Regions from separate parts of the Homo sapiens genome. Here region 2 is linked to region 1. Evidence: chromatin loops called from intact Hi-C (ENCODE). Cell type or tissue: GM12878. All regions are shown on one strand. Links, peaks and the distances in the headings refer to the core of each region. The heading gives the core; the rest is flanking DNA.

Region 1 (2,923 bases), core at 336-2,835:
GCCAAGAACACACGGCTTCCTCTCCCCAGTGCTCCCAGTCAGGGGACAACTCAGCAAGATGGAAACTCTACTCTAGACTGTTACAGGCAAGAACACACGGCTTCCTCTCTGCAGTGCTCCCAGTCAGGGGACAACTCAGCAAGATGGAAACTCTACTCTAGACTATTATAGCCAAGAACACACAGCTTCCTCTCCCCAAAGCTCCCAGTCAGGGGACAAACTTCTGTCAACCTACATTGACAGAGAGGGAGACTCTCTAACGAAAATGATGTTTATTTAGGAATAGAATTGCAATGGGAATATATGTGCCATAGAAAACTATGTGTGTATTCAGGGAGGTAACAGAAGACAGTGGTTTTTAAAGGAAAAATAAGGAGGATTACATAATTGTTTTGAGATAACTGTCCTTGGCTATAAGAATCAAATAATAAAGGTGGTGCCAGTCTGAGGTTGGACAAGCAGTTGCTGGGCAGATGTCCTCGCAGAATTATATTTTTGTGTAAGGCTGTGATGGTCTTTGTGCAAGGCTGTGGTTTTTGCAGAGCTTTTTGTGATAGTTCCTGTTATCAGGCATTCGTGCGTGAGAACCCTCTGTTCACGGCCTTTTCTGGCTCTTTTTGTCGGAGCTTTGTTAACAAGGGACTTGTTTTGATTCTGATAACTTTCACACTTTCTGGAGCAGAAAGTTAGCATGTCTCATCCTACCCCCAGTTTCTTCCTACTGAAGATAATAAATTCCAGGTGAGTATGGCTGACAAGTGAAGACTCCCTTCTTCCTTGCCTCTCCTAGTCATGGGATACAGGCTCGACCTTGAGAATACTGCACATACTGCAAATACTGAGGCCCCAATCACCACTGCCCTAGTTCACTGGCAGCAGTCCCATGCCAATAAAGGCCAACCTGAGAAATTCTAGGGCTGCTGCACACCATTCTACCAAGTGCTCAGCTCCTAAAGTAGAGGCGTCACTCAGGAGAAGCATGCCATTTTCTCCAGAGCCATGGCTCAGAGATTTTACCCAGGGGCAGAAGCAGGCATAGAACAGAGAGCTCCAGCTTTCTACTCAAAGGAACAGACCTCACTTATAACTGAGTCTGAAGTTCAAGTCTAAGAGTCCTCTAAATATAGGGGGAATAAAACAGTGGCGGTTGCGGTGAAAGGCGATTGGGAAGCAATTAGTAGATTCATTGACGATTGCTATGGACTGAATGCTTGTGTTCCCCCAAAATTCATATGTTGAAATTATAACCCCCAATGTGATGATATTAGGAGATGGGGCCTTCGGAAGGTCATTAGATCATGAGGGTGGAGCCCTCATGAATGGAATTAGTGACCTTATAAAAGGGACCCCAGAGAGCTCTCTCACCTTCTTTCCACCATGTGAAGATACAATGAGAAGTCAACAGTCTGCAACCTGAAGAGGGCCTTCACCAGAACCTGACCATGCTGGCATCCTGATCTTGGACTTTCAGTGTCCAGAACCGTGAGAAATAAATTTCTTTTGTCTATAAGCCACCTAGTTTATAATATTTTGTAATAGCACACCAAGCTGACTAAGACAGAAATATAGGCTAAACTGTAGGCCGGCTGGTTTGCCAGAGAGAAACAAGACACCAGACAACTACAAAGAGCCCTCCTGGAGTCAGAACATGTTTCAGTGACTTTGGTAACTGTCCCTACAAAGGAGCCTGAATTTGATTAGCTAAGCCTATAGGGCAATGGATGCCCAGAGCATTGTTGAAAACAGCTGAGCAATCAGCCTGCAATTAGAGAGCTTAACAGCTGAGTAAGTTCAGGAATAGATAGTCAAAAAGAAATCTGCCAAAACCACCATCATCCCACAATGACTGTGGGCATACCAAAGGTTGTGTCCTGTGAGGAGCAACATTAGAGGCTTAGAGGCTTCCCACTGCAGGGGGTGGGGAAGAATGAGTGTGGTAGTGGGAGAATAGGCTTCAGGAAAATAATCCAGCTAATCACTACACAAATAAGCAGGCAAATAACAATAACAAGCCCACCTGAGGTGGCGGGCACACCCGGAGTTGCTTCAGTACGTGATCTAAAATGTCCAGTTTCCAACAAACGTTATGAGACATGCAAAGAAACAGAAAATATGGCCCATAAACTAAAGAAAAATCAGGAAACAGAAACTGCCTCTATGAATGATATATTAGTCAGGATTGTCCAGGAAAACAGAATCAACAGGATGTTTAGAGACAGAGAGAGAGAGAGAGAGAGAGAGAGAGAGGTTCATTTTAAAGGATTTCTTCATGCAGTTGTGGGGGCTTGGCAAGTTCAAATGTGCAGAGTAGGCTGGCAGGGCTGAAAATCCAGGGAAGACTTGTAATTTGAGTCCAAAGGCAGTCTTCTGGCAAAAGTCTTCCTTCTTCCAAGGAGGTTAGTCTTTTTCTATAAAGGCTTTCCACTGATTTGAGGAGGCCCACCCATATCATAATGGGTAATCTGCTGTACTCAGTCTACAGATTTAAATATTAGTCTCATCCAATATATAACTTCACAGAAATTTCTAGAATAATATTTGACAAAATATTTGGATACCGTGTGGCCTAAGTTGACACATAAAATTCACCTTCACAAGTTACCAGATGTCAGATTTAACAAAGTTTCATGGCTCACACCTGTAATCCCAACACTTTGGGGGGCCAAGGAGAGTGGATCACCTGAGGTCAGGAGTTCGAGAACAGTCTGGCCAACATGAAGAAACCCCGTCTCTATTAAAAATACAAAATTTAGCCAGGCGTGGTGGCCCATGCCTGTAATCCCAGCTACTCAGGAGACTGAAGCAGGAGAATTGCTTGAACCCAGGAGGCAGAGGTTGTGGTAAGCCGAGATCACACCATTGTACTCCAGCTTGGGAAAAGATTGCGAAACTCCATCTCAAAAAAAAAAAAAAAAGTCTTCAA
Region 2 (2,923 bases), core at 96-2,595, 370 kb before region 1:
TAGGCCTTTTCCAGATCCAGGAAAGATAGACTGTGAGGCTCACACCTTTTAAGGTCCAAAAAGAGACATTTACCATCTATTCTTTCTGAAGCCAGCTACATGGAGGCTTCATATATGTAACAAGAATCTTAGCTTCCACAAACTCCCTTACCTTAACTCAAACATTTTTTTCTACTGACTTCAAGTCTTTAGTTTAACTCTTTCAACCAATTGCCAATCAGAAAAATCTTTGCATCCACCTATGACTCATAAGCCTTCCACTTCATGTCCTGCTTTTTCAGGCTGAAACAATGTATATTTTACATGTATTGATTTATGACTTTGCCTGCAAGTTCTTTCCCTAAGTTTTAGGGAGACAGAAGTTACCCTGGGCACACTTTCTCAGGATCTTCTGAGGCTTTTCCCCGGCCATCGTCACTCATATTGGCTCAGAATAAACCTCTTTAAATATTTTACAGTGTTCAGCTTTTTCATCAAATGCAAACTTGACATACTAAATAAGCTGAAGAAAACTGAGAAAACCGAAGAGGTAGAAAAGTCACTTTCTGATTTTTTCTGCCCTTCTCCCCTGAGAGCTGTCCACAAAAGAATTCTCAGACCTACCTGTTCTGAGAGAAGGTAATAAGCCCTTTATTCCAGAGGGGCCCTGACCAATGCCCAGAGGGAAAAAAATGTCACATGGGGAGGCCACTAAGAATCTGAACAAACCTCGCTAAGTCCTCCTCCTAAGTTTATTTCCATTATATCATATTTTTAAATGTTCTAATCATACTTTTAAGGCTCGCATGCCTCATGAAACTTCTACTAAGTAAATTTGCTATACTTTTCTGTTGCTAATCTGTCTTTTGTTAGAAGTTACCAACCACGAACCTTTTGATGAGCAAGGAAAAAATGTCTTACTTCCCCCCCACCCCCGCCCCCTGTACCACTAATTATAAACTTTGCAAAGTTTTGATACTATCATCTTATGGTGTGACCCATCTCATTCACAGGGAAGTCACAACACAGCTCATGTGGTCCATGCAGTCCATTTATACGGGATTTTGCTAAAGTTTCTATACTCCTAGATTCTTAGGCTTAGCATCACTAAGAGGGATAGAATGTGTGTCTGAACTGTATCCGTTCATTATATCAGGGACAGAATGTGTGTCTGAACTGTATGCATTCATTATATCAGGGATAGAATGTGTGTCTGAACTGTATGCATTCATTATAACAGGGATAGAATGTGTCTCTGAACTGTATCAGTTCATTATATCAGGGATAGAATGTGTGTCGGAACTGTATCCGTTCATTATATCACGGATATGAGGTGTGTCTGAACTGTATGCATTCATTATATCAGGGATAGAATGTGTCTCTGAACTGTATCAGTTCATTATATCAGGGATTCAATGTGTGTCTGTGAACTGTATCCGTTTATTATATCAGGGATATGAGTTGTGTCTGAACTGTATCAGTTCATTATATCAGGGATACAATGTGTGTCTGTGAACTGTATCAGTTCATTATATCAGGGATATGAGGTGTGTCTGAACTGTATCAGTTCATTATATCAGGGATACAATGTGTGTCTGAACTGTATCAATACACATAACCTACTTCTGAAACACAGTAAGGACAGGGCTTGGCCCCCACTCCTACTATCACATTTTTTTTCCCGTACCTGCCAACTTCCAGACCTTGCACCACCACCTCCACTGGCACGATACCCACTGCATGGATAACTTGAAGAAACTAAGATAAGCAGCATTCCACCATAAATCTTATTCAAGGGAGTTAACCTTATCACTCACATGTGCATAAGACCAGAAGAATGACTGATCTTTACCCCTTGCTTCATTATAATACTAAAATCTCCACCCAGGGAAGGGCTTACCCACCATTTTTTGATCATGCAATGTATGTGTTCACATAATTTCTCACTGTGCCTGCATATCCTGTGCTCCACTCCACATGTATAAAGAGCCTCCCATACCTCATGATTATCCATGTCACTCATCTTAAAACACAGCAAAGGCCTAGCCATGGGGAACCAGCCAGAGAACTGTCATTCCAGTGCTGTCTCCCTTGTGTTCGAGCACAAGCCCTTAATAAAGCCTTGTCTGGAAAACTTGCTTGGTCTCATGTCCATTTCTATTGCACAGGAGCCCAAGAACCTGTGGTTAGTAATACTTTCACATTTTGGCCTGAATGAATCAGGTACTGTCTGTTTAGCTGATAGGTGACTAGTTTCCTTTATTATTTTCATAGTTTTACATCTTATGTATCAATATGGTTTGGCTCTGTGTCCCCACCTAAATCTCATGTTGAATTGTAATTCCCAGTGTTCAGGGAGGTAGCTGGTAGGAGGTGATTGGATCCTGGGGTGGATTTCCCCCTTGCTGTACTCATGATTCTGAGTGAGTTCTCCTGAGATCTAGTTGCTTGAAAGTGTGAAGCACTTCCCCTTTCACTCTCTCTCTCCTGCTCAGCCTTGTAAAGATTGTACCTGCTTCCCCTCCACCTTCCCCCATGATTGTGTGTTTCCCGGGGCCTCCCCAGCCATGCTTTCTGTAAAGCCTAAGCAACTGTGAGTCAATTAAACCTCTTTTCTCCATAAATTACCCAGTCCCAGGTATGTCTTTATGGCAGCATGAGGACGGACTAATACGGTATCTATCTGTAAACAACAGAGTTTACTCTTGCCTAATTTTGAACTTTAAAAATGAAGTTACTTTGAATATATTATTTTGACTTTTTTGCTAAATATAATTTTTGTGATATTCAGCTCATTATCTTGTATAGTTTGCTCATTTTCCTTAGCATATGCAATGTCATTGAATATCTTAATTGATATATTTATTCTATAGTTATTTGGTATGTATGTTATTTTCAGCTTGGGGCTATTATGAATGTTTTTGCTATTGACATTTATGTCCTT

What was found. Hi-C counts contacts between places; a loop is a spot of excess contacts. Peaks named below come from ENCODE experiments on the same cell type or tissue, not always from the same donor. Only the 100,000 strongest peaks of a DNase experiment are listed, where the experiment ranks them.
Region 2: it touches region 1 in a loop (3-fold over the local background); 1 of 110 quality-filtered maps calls a loop at or near these places.

Annotation. Positions count from the first base shown.
Region 1 is chr1:248,792,000-248,794,922 of GRCh38, forward strand. No RefSeq gene overlaps it. Among named protein-coding and RNA genes, the nearest start is that of SH3BP5L, 32 kb to the right of the region's middle. RefSeq lists a silencer at 1,576-1,665. In GM12878, for the core only: no CTCF peak of the experiment used is centred there; a DNase peak (open chromatin) is centred at 1,752; H3K27ac peaks cover 386 bases.
Region 2 is chr1:248,425,870-248,428,792 of GRCh38, forward strand. No RefSeq gene overlaps it. Among named protein-coding and RNA genes, the nearest start is that of OR2T2, 18 kb to the right of the region's middle. In GM12878, for the core only: no CTCF peak of the experiment used is centred there; no DNase peak of the experiment used is centred there; H3K27ac peaks cover 887 bases.